2 separate regions of the Homo sapiens genome follow, and region 1 is linked to region 2. The links are chromatin loops, found by intact Hi-C in ENCODE. Cell type or tissue: dorsolateral prefrontal cortex. All regions are shown on one strand. Links, peaks and the distances in the headings refer to the core of each region. The heading gives the core; the rest is flanking DNA.

What was found. Peaks named below come from ENCODE experiments on the same cell type or tissue, not always from the same donor. Only the 100,000 strongest peaks of a DNase experiment are listed, where the experiment ranks them.
Region 1: a loop joins it to region 2, with 2.6 times the contacts of the local background. A loop is called at or near these places in 2 of 110 quality-filtered maps.

The regions. Positions count from the first base shown.
Region 1 is chr12:70,178,684-70,181,608 of GRCh38, forward strand. LINC02821 (long intergenic non-protein coding RNA 2821) reads left to right here and starts at 1,644. Exons shown (of 3, transcript XR_945070.3): 1 at 1,644-1,855; 2 at 2,208-2,267. In dorsolateral prefrontal cortex, for the core only: no CTCF peak of the experiment used is centred there; a DNase peak (open chromatin) is centred at 1,608; H3K4me3 peaks cover 1,596 bases; H3K27ac peaks cover 2,259 bases.
Region 2 is chr12:69,899,620-69,902,544 of GRCh38, forward strand. The region is part of intron 10 of MYRFL (myelin regulatory factor like); the gene reads left to right. Among named protein-coding and RNA genes, the nearest start is that of MYRFL, 76 kb to the left of the region's middle. In dorsolateral prefrontal cortex, for the core only: CTCF peaks have their summits at 1,186 (motif pointing right) and 1,385; a DNase peak (open chromatin) is centred at 1,212; H3K27ac peaks cover 368 bases.

The DNA.
Region 1 (2,925 bases), core at 226-2,725, 280 kb after region 2:
CTCTCATTCATGCCACATTAAAAATTAACTTTTCTACTTTTAACTTCCTTGTCCCCAGGAAGATTTGACCTCCAGAGCCAAAATTACTATTTTTAGCTACATTTATCTCAGCTGGGTATCAATAGATACCCAGTATTATCTAACTAATTTACATTACAGTGTTTCTAACTAATATTCCTTCCAGGGTTACACTTTTAAAAGAATTCTTCTTAACCAGAATGAAACACTTATTGGTAGAATGTCCAGCAACTGGCAAATTTCTAAACATCTACTGTATCAAGGTGGCATGTCAAGTCATTTAAAAAAGGACATATTTTGAGGATAATTGGCTAGCCATTTGGAAGAAAAGTAAAATTAGATCTCTACTTCAGGCCATAGACAAATACAATAAAAGATTCATGATTAATTATCATAAAGTTAAAAATAAAAGTTAAAAATTCAAAAGAAAATATAATAGGAAATGTTTTATTATTCTTTATACTAAGCCTTTCTTATGAAACAAAACTAAATAAAATTAAGAAAAATATTGAAACTTTGATTACATAAAATTTTGTGATTTTTTAAATTTTAATTTATTTTAGAGACAGAGTCTTGCTCTGCTGCCTAGGCTTGAGTGCAGTGGCACAATCATGTCACTGCAACTTTTGTTTGTCTGTTATTTTATTTTAAGTTCCAGGATACATGTGCAGGATGTGCCGGTTTGTTACGTAGGTAAATGTGTGCCATTGTGGTTTTCTGTACCTATCAACCCACTGCCTAGGTATTAAGCCCAGCACGCATTAGCTATTTTTCCTGATGCTCTCCCTCCCCCTACCCCGCCCCTCCTGACAGGCCCCAATGAATCACTGCAACTTTGAACTCCTGGGCTTAAGTGATCCTCCTGCCTCGGTCTCTCAAAGTTCTGGCATTATAGGCATGAGCCACTGCACCTGGCCTCACATAAAATTTTAAATATCATCCAGTAAGAAAGACCATATACAAAATTAAAATTATGAATGAGAAATTGAAAAGATATTTGTAACATATATGATAGACAAGGAAAGCCAGTAAAGGCAGTGTTTAAGAGCATAGGCTCAGAAATGAGATTGCATAGGTTCAGATATTAACTACACCACATCCTTAGTCTTTTGACCTTAGGCAAGTTATTTAACGTCCTTGGGCCTCAAGTTTCCTCATCTATAAGAAGGAGGTAATAATAAATCTATTTTCTTGGGTTAGCTGAGAACTATTATAATTGCCCATGATATATCAAAGGTTAATTAAATCAATAAGATAAGCGGAACTGATCTACTAGATATTGAACATGAATAAAAACCTATCTATCCATTTCATCTTATTTTCAGCTACTCCTTGGCACAAATCTTACATATCAAATTGTCCTGGTCCACATTCTCTTTAAATTGGGTGTAGATTTCTGTGATGGTTAATTTTCGATGCCAGCTTGACTGAGTTAAGGGATACCCAGCTGGTAATAACTGGTAAAGCATTATTCCTAAGTATGTCTGTGCAGCTGTTTCTGGAAGAGATTGGCATTTGAATTAGTGGACTCAGTAAGGAAGATCCACCCTCCCCCATGGATAAGCAACATCCAATTGGCTGAGGGCCTGGATAGAACAAAAGGGCAAGAGAAAGCTGAATCTGCTCGCTCTTCTGGAGCTGAGACACTCATCTTCTCCTGCCCTGGCACATCAAAACTCCAGGTTCTCTGATCTTTGAACACTGGGACTTAATCCAGCATCCCCTTACTGCCTGAAGTTCTCAGGACTTTGGACTTGGACTGAACGATGCTACCAGCTTCCCTGGCTTTCCAGCTTGTAGATGGCGTATCATGGAATTTCTCAGTCTCCAAAGTAATGTGAGCCAATTCCTATAATAACTCTCTTCTCTATCTAATCTATTAATATTTACATTTCTTATTGTTTTTCATTTACCTGGAGAACCCTAATAAAACTTCCTGTTGCATACCTTTAATGTCATCATCATTATCTCAGTCCAAAATTCTCCTTGCAGTCACTGGAAGTAAAATATTAATATCACCCATATTTTAAATTCAAACTCAAATCCTGCTTTTAATATATTATTAGTCAGCCAAAATGTTGCATTCTCTCTCTGAATTTCTAAGGAGTCTATAATACTAGTTTCTACATATAATCAAATATTGTTTTGTTCTTTCGGTGTGGAATATGTACATGTTTTATCTCCTACAGAAATTTGTAAATTTTCACAAGCAAGAATCTTCTTCTACTTCTTTAACCTCACAATGCATAGTAAGTACTTATTGTGGAAATGTTAAAATTTTTTTCTGTTTTCCATAACATTGATCTGCTACAGGCCAATCAGTGAGAATGTATATAGAATTCCCATACCCGTAATCTGTTCACCACCACCACCAACTTTCGCCCGAAACCCTTACCCTACATACACACTTAGAAAAAGAAACAAACATTTCCCAAATGGCATATGGTTCCTTTTGTTACTTGCACTTAACTAATAAATATATGAGACATGATCTGTGCTATATTTTTAGCTGAAAGGGGGAATGGGTGGAAGAGTTAAGCAGGCTATTTCAGTGTTTAAGAGAGATGATGGTGGCTTGGGCAGGATGGTAGCAGAGGAGGTCAAGATGGGATCAGGCTGGGTGTGGTGGCTCTCACCTGTAATCCCAGCACTTTGGGAGGCCCAGGTGGTGGCTCATCTGAGGTTGGGAGTTTGAGACTAGCCTGACCAACATGGGGAAACCCTGTCTCTACTAAAAATACAAAAATTAGGTGTGCATTTCTGTAACGGGTGTGGTGGTGCATGTCTGTAATCCTAGGTACTTGGGAGGCTGAGGCAGGAGAATCACTTGAACCTGGGAGGCAGAGGTTGCAGTGAGCTGAGATCGCACCACTGCATTCCAGCCTGGGCAACAGAGTGAGACTCCAT
Region 2 (2,925 bases), core at 120-2,619:
AACCACTTGTCCTAATGGCAGAGATTGGCATTTTACTATTTGGTAAGGGTGATTGTATGAGGGTTAGACCTAGATGAGTTCCAGGTCTCCAGGAAGGGTCCAGAATTCTGACCAAGCTTGTCAGAATTCTGCTTGGAGAGAGAATGGTGGGCAGGACCCAGTAATTATTCATCTGGGTTGTCAATCAAAACAGCTTTAGAAGTATATTATGGTCCTGTAGTATAAATTGACCAATTTAATGAAAATTAAGGCTTACTCCAAAGAACAGATTTATTTGCAGAGTCTTTGTTTCTGGGAGCATTTCCCAGTGGAGTTCCTTCAGTTTCCCCTTGTTAATGACTGGGCTGTTCTATCTCAGCCCCACTTTCCTTCTAAAATACTTAATTAAACCTGGTTTGGAGTGCAGTGTTGCAAGCAGGAGGGATGATTACTTTTGTCTGCCTTTCAAAGACACTCTAGGGTTTCCTCATTTTGAAAACCAATAGATTATTCCAGTTTCTTTTCCAGAAGAATAGAAATGGTCATGTCCCCAAGAATTCTTCCTCTACTGCTCTGCAAATCACAGTGCGTGACATGGGAAACCAAACCTAGGGTTAGGGAAGATGATATAATAATGCATATGTGTACACATGCAAACACACACAAACACAGACACACGCATTCCTCTTTTGGAGTTCAGATGAATGTTTGTTTACTCAAAGAAAACAGTTTATGGAGTAATGCCTGTTTTGGACTCAACAGATCTTTCTGTCAACTACAGAAGGGCAACTTACGACCAGGAGTACATGGCATAAAGAAGTAGTTCTCAAGCTTGTATTATGAATAAGAATCCCCAGAGAGCTTGTAAGAACACAGATACCTGTGTTTTTGATTCAGTAGGTCAGGGATGCCTGAGAATATGCATTTCTAACAGGCTTCCAGGAGATGCTGATATTGCTAGCCTGCAGACCATGCTTTGAGTAGCACCAGCAGAGAGTATTTCTAGGTCCTTTTTCTGTAACCCTCTCAAAAGGTGCAAAAATGGACTTCCTAAGAGCTGCCTTCCTCAGGTCAAGCTCTTCTATTAGTTCATTGGCTGCTGCTTTCGAATCCCAAACGATGGTAAAACAAATTCCAGCTTTTCACTTCTAACTCAGCATAGCCTTCAAATTGCTGCTGATGCTGTTTTCTATTCCAATAACCTGCAGGGGGCGCCATTTACATTGTATTTTTTATGAAAGGCGTCCCCCTGGAATTGTGCAACTCTGCAGGTGCGTTGCTGAGGAGAGCAGATGAAGCAATTATAGGTTAAATAGCTGCTGCTGTGCCCAGGAGAGTGTGTCGAGAATAACTTTGAGACTTTTCATCCTCATTTTTGCAAACTGTTCATGCACACATGATTTCACTTAATCCCACAATAACCCTATGAGGTGGGTAAAGGAGACATGATTCTTTATTCATCAGAGGAGGACACAGTACAGAGAAAGATTAAGTGGCTGCCCCAAGGTCACACAGCTAGTTTGTGTTATAACATAGACTAGAATGCTCGGGTCTCTTCCCTAAATAAGAGGATATGACACAAACAATAAAAATATTTTAGACATTTTAATTAATTTGTTTTGGTGTTTGATATCCATCAGCCACTATTGGGTCACATGTGAATACAAACTCATAATTCCAGAAAGAGGTAGTATATTGTGGCTTGCTTTCACACATGAAGGTTGTGGATTCCAGAGAAAGGAAATAAGTTCACAGATCTTATGAGAACATTTCCTGTTACTGATGAGGAATTCTCCCTAGGGCTATATATTTAGAATGTTGTGAATCTGTGGCCCTTTCCAAAATAATGTGAACATATTTTAGGGATTTGAGTTTTCATCTGATGAGAGCTAAGTGAGAGTATTGCAATTGTTCCAAAAAATTAAATCCACTTATATCTGCTGTTCCAGTATCAAGTTACCAACATGATAATAACTATCCCAAAGCTCATTATGAAAAAATTCATCACTGTCTTATTTTGTTTCCTTGAAGTGGCTCATTATGTTCAAAATAGAGAAAAATACATCACCATCTTATATGGCATACCTTTGGATTTAGTTGATTGGTTGCTATAAAAGGATTTGAGTCAAAGCCAATTTGCCATTCACAACCAAGGGGCTCTAGGGAACTTGCAGAAAAGCTCTTTGTTCAAGTAAATTTACACAAAATAATGTTCAAAGTTTTTACTTTATACTCTTCCCCCACTCCCCACTACCCTCCCACCCCATTACATTCTTTCACTGCTGTTTTTTTTTGTTTTTTTTAAATTTTCTTGAGACAGAGTATTGCTCTGTCCCCTAGGCTGGAGTGCAGTGGCATGATCTCAGCTCACTGCAACCCCTGCCTCCTGAGTTAAAGTGATCCTCCTGACTCAGCCTCCTGAGTAGCTGGGGCTATAGGAACATGCCACCACACATGGCTAATTTTTGTATTTTTAGTAGAGATGGGGCTTCACCATGTTGGCCAGGCTGGTCTTGAACTCCTGACCTCAGGTGATCCACACACCTCAGCCTCCCAAAGTGCTGGGATTACAGGTGTGAGCCACCACACACCTGGCCTCTTTCACTGCTTCTGTTTATCAAGTATCAATGGTTGAGTCTTCCAAGCAGCTCAGGGTTCAGACACTTGGGATTGAATTAGGAAATTGAAGACATCAAAAAGTTCTTTAAACCCAAACTAAGAAATAAACTTTGTGGTTTCTTTTAATTATTTTTAAAATTGTAACAAATGCATATGACAAAAACACTCAAACAATACCAAGAGAGTATATAGTGAAAGGTGAATCTCCCTCCTACCACTGTTTCTCCATCTCCCAGGCTCCATCCTTGAGGAAACCATTGTTATTGGTTTCCTGAGTAGTCTTCAGAGAAAATCTATGCATATTCAGGTGCTGAGCCTGCAATGTAT